2 separate regions of the Homo sapiens genome follow, and region 1 is linked to region 2. The links are chromatin contacts, found by Hi-C or POLR2A ChIA-PET in ENCODE. All regions are on one chromosome and are shown on one strand. Each heading gives the region's core, a stretch centred on a gene start or an enhancer-like site at or near the end of the contact. The rest is flanking DNA. Distances are from core to core; before and after follow the strand shown.

The links. Hi-C counts contacts between places; a loop is a spot of excess contacts on that map. ChIA-PET counts read pairs that join two places held with the same protein, here RNA polymerase II (POLR2A). Pooled maps may share reads with other maps.
Region 1: a map of A673 shows a loop between it and region 2 (7-fold over the local background). The contact joins two enhancer-like sites. A Hi-C loop is called at or near these places in 7 of 168 maps with a recorded cell type or tissue (A673, adrenal gland, heart left ventricle and 3 more) and 1 of 50 pooled maps. POLR2A ChIA-PET finds 5 or more read pairs at or near these places in 8 of 52 experiments (A673, CD4-positive, alpha-beta memory T cell, H1 and 5 more).

The regions. Positions count from the first base shown.
Region 1 is chr3:177,068,741-177,071,440 of GRCh38, forward strand. The region is part of intron 2 of TBL1XR1 (TBL1X/Y related 1); the gene reads right to left. Among named protein-coding and RNA genes, the nearest start is that of TBL1XR1-AS1, 33 kb to the left of the region's middle. Within about 2 kb of position 1,336, at least 2 of the 41 ENCODE cell types and tissues checked have a DNase peak (open chromatin) inside an H3K27ac peak, as active enhancers do; they include A673, where a contact is called at or near this core.
Region 2 is chr3:177,357,141-177,359,840 of GRCh38, forward strand. No RefSeq gene overlaps it. Among named protein-coding and RNA genes, the nearest start is that of LINC00501, 64 kb to the left of the region's middle. RefSeq lists enhancers at 975-1,174, 1,295-1,534, 1,421-1,715, 2,389-2,700. Within about 2 kb of position 1,396, at least 40 of the 41 ENCODE cell types and tissues checked have a DNase peak (open chromatin) inside an H3K27ac peak, as active enhancers do; they include A673, where a contact is called at or near this core.

The DNA.
Region 1 (2,700 bases), core at 86-2,585, 290 kb before region 2:
CCAACTGTGATCCTCGATTACATAATTTTAAATCTAGATGACTGAAAAAAACAGTGAAAGAGTTATGGACACAAAGAAAGAAATAAGATTATCTTCTTAAATCTCCTAGCTATAGCACATTTTTAAGAGATCTGGACACTCTTTGCATGATCTAAAGTCAAATGTGTAATCGAAATTACTTTATCTTACAAACATAACTTAGTCCAAAACTAAAGTATAATTATAACTTAGATGTGACGAACTTAAATTACTTTTCCTTCTCTCTTTCATTGGAATCCAGAGCTCGGATGTAAATTAAAAATAACATCTTGGATGGCCTATATGATTTTAGACAAGTGATGCAAATTTTCTGGGTCTCTGTGTCATCTATAAAATGAGAAAATGGAATCAGACAGTCTCCTCTACTTCTAAACTTCAAAGACGTGAGTCAGTATATGTCACAGAGTTGTATATAGGAACCTTGCAAGCTACCTGAGAGTATGAGGTCATAAAGCAATTTTTAAGAAAGCATTTTTATAGGCCTAAAAAATGTATTAGAAGACCAAAATCAGGGTCAGATCTCAGACAGACATCTCCAGGAATCAGGAAAAGGGAAAACAATAAGCTCATCTCATTAAGAAATATTTCAGTACCTACTGCACATGATGTTTATTAAGACTTATCAACCTTTATAAACACCAACATATAAAGACATAAAAAAAACAGTACACCAGCTGGGCATGGTGGCTTACACTTATAATCCCAGCACTTTGGGAGGCCAAGGCAGGCAGATCACCTGAGGTCAGGAGTTTGACACCAGCCTGATCAACATGGTGAAACCCCATCTCTACAAAAAAAAATACAAAAAAATTACCCAGGCATGGTGGCGCAGGCCTGTAATCTCAGCTACTCGGGAGGCTGAAGAATGAGAATTGCTTGAACCCGGGAGGTGGAGGTTACAGTGAGCCGAGATCGCACCACTGCAGTCCAGCCTGGGCAACAGAGGAAAACTCTGACGAAAGAAAAGAAAGAAAGGAAAGGAAAGAAAGGAAGGAAAGGAAGGAAAAGGAAGGAAAGGAAGGAAGGAAGGAAGGAAGGAAGGAAGGAAGGAAGGAAGGAAGGAAGGAAGGAAGGAAAAACAACACACCAAATCAATTATTCATTAGTTAACTGAGACTTCTAGTATCAAACTGGTTTCAACTGTGATCTAAGCCAGGGATCTGCAAACTACAGCCTGTATGTCAAATTCAACCTGTCACCTATATTTGTATAGCCCACAGGTAAGAATGGTTTTCACAAAATGCTTTTTTAAAAAACAGAATATTTGTTGTTTATTTGATGATAGGGAACACTGACTCATAATCTCAATTAAGCAATTTTTTAAAAGTCTCAGCAAAGCTCTTGAGGCTTGAAAGCAGTAAACTAGCATCCATTATATGATGAGTCACTTTGATTTAAGTCCAAGAGTCATTAGCTACAAATTTATTTCTTTTTATACCCAAAAGACCTCTGATGAGCTGCCTCATTGCCCACAGACATTGACTTCAACTTCCTAAATGTATAAAAGTGATTATTTACACAGATTATAACTAAGATCCTTCTAAAACATAAAAATACATATCCTAGGAAATAATAAATATGTATGGAATAACTGAATAAATTACAGTCAAGGTATATCAACAGGGGAACAAAGAAGGACAAGAAATGAAAATGCTAAGAGATAAGAAGATAGGTCATACTTCTGGTACATATTTTCAATAACTAAGCAGTAATCAGTCACAGAACTTAAGGTAAAGCAATGTCAGTCTGGCAAAGAATTAGAAAGTCAGACACGAAAAATAAAAATTGGCCAGGTGCGGTGGCTCACATCTGTAATCCTAGCACTTTGGGGGGCCGAGGCGGGTGGATCACCTGAGGTCAGGAGTTCAGGGCCAGCCTGGCCAACGTGGCGAAACCCCATCTCTACTAAAATACAAAAATTAGCCAGCATGAGGCAGGTGCCTGTAATCCCAGTTACTCAGGACGCTGAGATGGGAGAATCGCTTGAACCCAGGAGACGGTAGCTGCAGTGAGCTGAGATTGCACCACTGCACTCCAGCCTGGGCAGCTAAGCAAGACTCCGTCTCAAAAAAAAAATAAATAAATAAATAAAAATAAACTAAAATCAAGATCTGTCAAAATCTGTCTGACTAGCATAAAATACTGAGTGTGTCTGAATAGGAATCTGTATTACAATAGAAAGCTAATGAGACTTTATCAACTAAAACTAACTACTTATTCTAGCTTTGGAACAGACATGTTCTGAGAATCTGTTTTTTTTTTTTTTTTTGAGACAGAGTTTTGCTCTGTTGCCCAGGCTAGAGTGTGGTGGTGCGATCTCGGCTCACTGCAAGCTCCGCCTCCCAGGTTCACGCCATTCTACTGCCTTAGCCTCCCGAGCAGCTGGGACTATAGGCACCCGCCACCGTGCCCGGCTAATTTTTTGTATTTTCAGTAGAGACGGGGTTTCATCTAAGAATCTCAAAGAGTGGAACACATGCTAAAGCTTTACAAGGACAGTTAATCACCTGAATAGATAGGAACTCTGCTTAAAACTCAAATATTATAGGAAGAACAAAGAGAAAAGGAGGCCAGGGTAATAAATACTACCCACAGTAATGTTTATGAAACACTGTATTAGAAGAAGATGTGGTTATTCCTTGGTTCCTCATGAGGGAAAAA
Region 2 (2,700 bases), core at 146-2,645:
CTGGAAATAAAATGTTTCAAGTAGTTGGAAAGTCAACCAGATAAAATGCTGCTGAGAGACAGCAAGGGGTGCAGACTGAGAAATCATTAGTCTTAGCACTTACTCTTCCATAACCCTCAAAGCTTGTCTAACAGTGATTCTTTTCTGCCTTTCTCCTTCATTATATGATAAATTGCTAGAGGGTTTAGACCTCCTTTTAAATTCACCTTTATCTCTCTGGGCTCAACAGGGTGCCTTAGGAACAGGGTAGACTGCACAGTTCCTGACTGAAAATAACACTGGCAAGGAAACACCCCAAGGTGCTATCAGCTGCCAGATGCCAGAAGGAAATGGAAGGGCCTGGACTGCTCCCTAAAGAGCCTGACCCAGAAGCGGTGTGTAACAGGTTCCACTCAATGCCTTATAGGCTGAAAATTGCTCTGTCTTCTCAGAGCTAGAAAGGGTGTTCAGATAAGGCAGGGTGGGACCCTGACTCATGGACACACAATTAGCCGGCTTTTGTCTTTGAATCTGACTGGAAGTGACTCATGAGCTGGAAAAAAACCCTTTGGAAACAAATGAAGGGGGAAAAAAGGAGGGTAAGCCACGACTGCATTTTACTCTGTTAAAATGCAGATCTGCTGTCCTATAAATGTAGAATACTGTACATTTCCTCAGCCTCCCTCCAACAAAGACCCAGGGGAAATTATTAAGCCTGACAATTCACTCATTTTCTCCAAGATTTTTATTAAATGCAATTTAGAGGGGATAAAGTTTCTTCTCTTTTCTCTTTCTATTCACTTGAATAAGCCCTAATTACCACTAGGGTACAATAAATGGGCTTCTAGAAGTCTGTGGCAATTGGCGATGCTTCCCCTTTAAATTAACCAGTTGAAGCCTCCAGTTTCAACAGCCACCAGGGCACTTCCCGTCCACTCACAACTTGCTCAGTGCAATCTGAAGAGCATTTATTGAGCACCTTGTTATGGGGCACTGACATATGCTGCGGAGGATAGAAGACTTCTCGGGGGGTTATAATGGGGCTGGGGAGCTCTTGAACTCAACTGACATACTGTGTAAGTTAAACTAGTAAATGCCATGGGATTTTTGGATTAGAAGCAACAAAAACACAAACTAGGTTAAACAATAAGAATTTGTGGCAAAAAATAATGGGCTGTCGCAAGGAATCGGGGGCAGGCAGGGCTGTACCAGGGACACAGGAACCGATGCTGCCAATAACATTAGACTCCTGTTGGCCTCAGCGCTCTCTCCCAGCCTGTCTGGCTGTGGCTGAGGCTCTATCTTTGTTTTCTGCTCGATCTTTATCTCTGTTTCTGCCTTCAGATTGGCCTTGCCTCTCCTCTCCTGACCATGGGAAACATGGTCATGTATGTTATAATATCTTGCAGTTTTAGCCCTGGGGAGAAACTGACTTTTTCACTTCCAGTTTCAAAATTTCCCAAGAAGGCTTTTGATTGGATTCAAATATGTCAGCTCTTCCCGCTGGGACCAATCCCCTGTGGCAAGGTGGGGGAGGGAAATTTGAGAAGGGCCGTGAATGGTCCAGCTTAGGTCAGAGGTACAGTTTCCACGTCCCCACCCCCACCCCCGCCCCGTCAACAAAACAGCTCTGCCCTGTAAGCCTGTGGGTGTGGGTGAAGGTGGAAGTGGGTCGGAAGAGGCTGCGGGCTCCACTTTGCCAGGAGTGTAGGGGGAAGGGCTGAGTTGAGGAAACAATGGGTCTAGCACTTCTGCTGACCTTGTTTTCAGAAACAACCACAGGGCCTCTGGCCCCAGTGGAACTTGACTCATAAAGGCGAGAGACTTGACTATTGAAAAAGGTCTCCTATGAAATCTGAATTTCACTTAATCCTCAGAACAACTGTTGAGGGGGTTGTTACTACTCCCATTTTAAGACGCGGGCTGTAGAGAGGGTAACCACCCTGTCCACATTCACACAGCGAACACGTGGTGGGGCAGGGCTCAAGTCCAGGCGATTCCAAAGTCCCCCCGTGCTGTTTGCGCCACGCGGTGCTCCCACCAAGCCCACTCCGCGGGGAGAAAAACCATAGGCCTCGGAGGAGGAGCGGCTCCTCGCAGTGGGGTGGGGCAGAGGCCAGCATGAGGCCTTGTTCACTGGAGGATTCCACAGGCCTGGAACGGAAAGAATGAGAGCTCTGCAGGCAGGCAGAGCCCAGGGCGCCCAGTGCCCCCAGGCTGCGACAGCCAAGTCGGTGGGCGCGCATGGCGGGGCTTGAAGGAAAGGTCCAGAGCCGGTGGGAAAGGCCACGCCCCGGGGTAGAGCGCTTCCTTCCAGATCCCGGCCTTTAACTGCAATTCCGTTTTAAGGGCAACCCTGCCCGGTTCACACCTAGCCTTGAAGATGACAGATTGCACTGTGAGCAATTTGCAGGGTGAGAACGGGAGCCTACGACTCCGCACCTGCACTGCCAGAGCCATAAATGCAGCAAATCATGGCCTATAAAATGTCACCACTGCTGAAGTGCAATTTTCCAGGGGTCTTCTGCAGAGGGAACTCCACCACGGAGAGCGACCCTCGGCTCTGCAGCCTAAGAGGAAGGCCCCTGCAGGGTGGGGGAGGGAACAGGGAGGTCTTCCTCCCCATCCCCTTCGTGCCACTGCTCCCCCCTTTGTGACCCCACTCTGCCACGTGGTAAAAGCTTCCGGGGGGAGGCATTAGTTATTTCTGTCTGAGGAGTT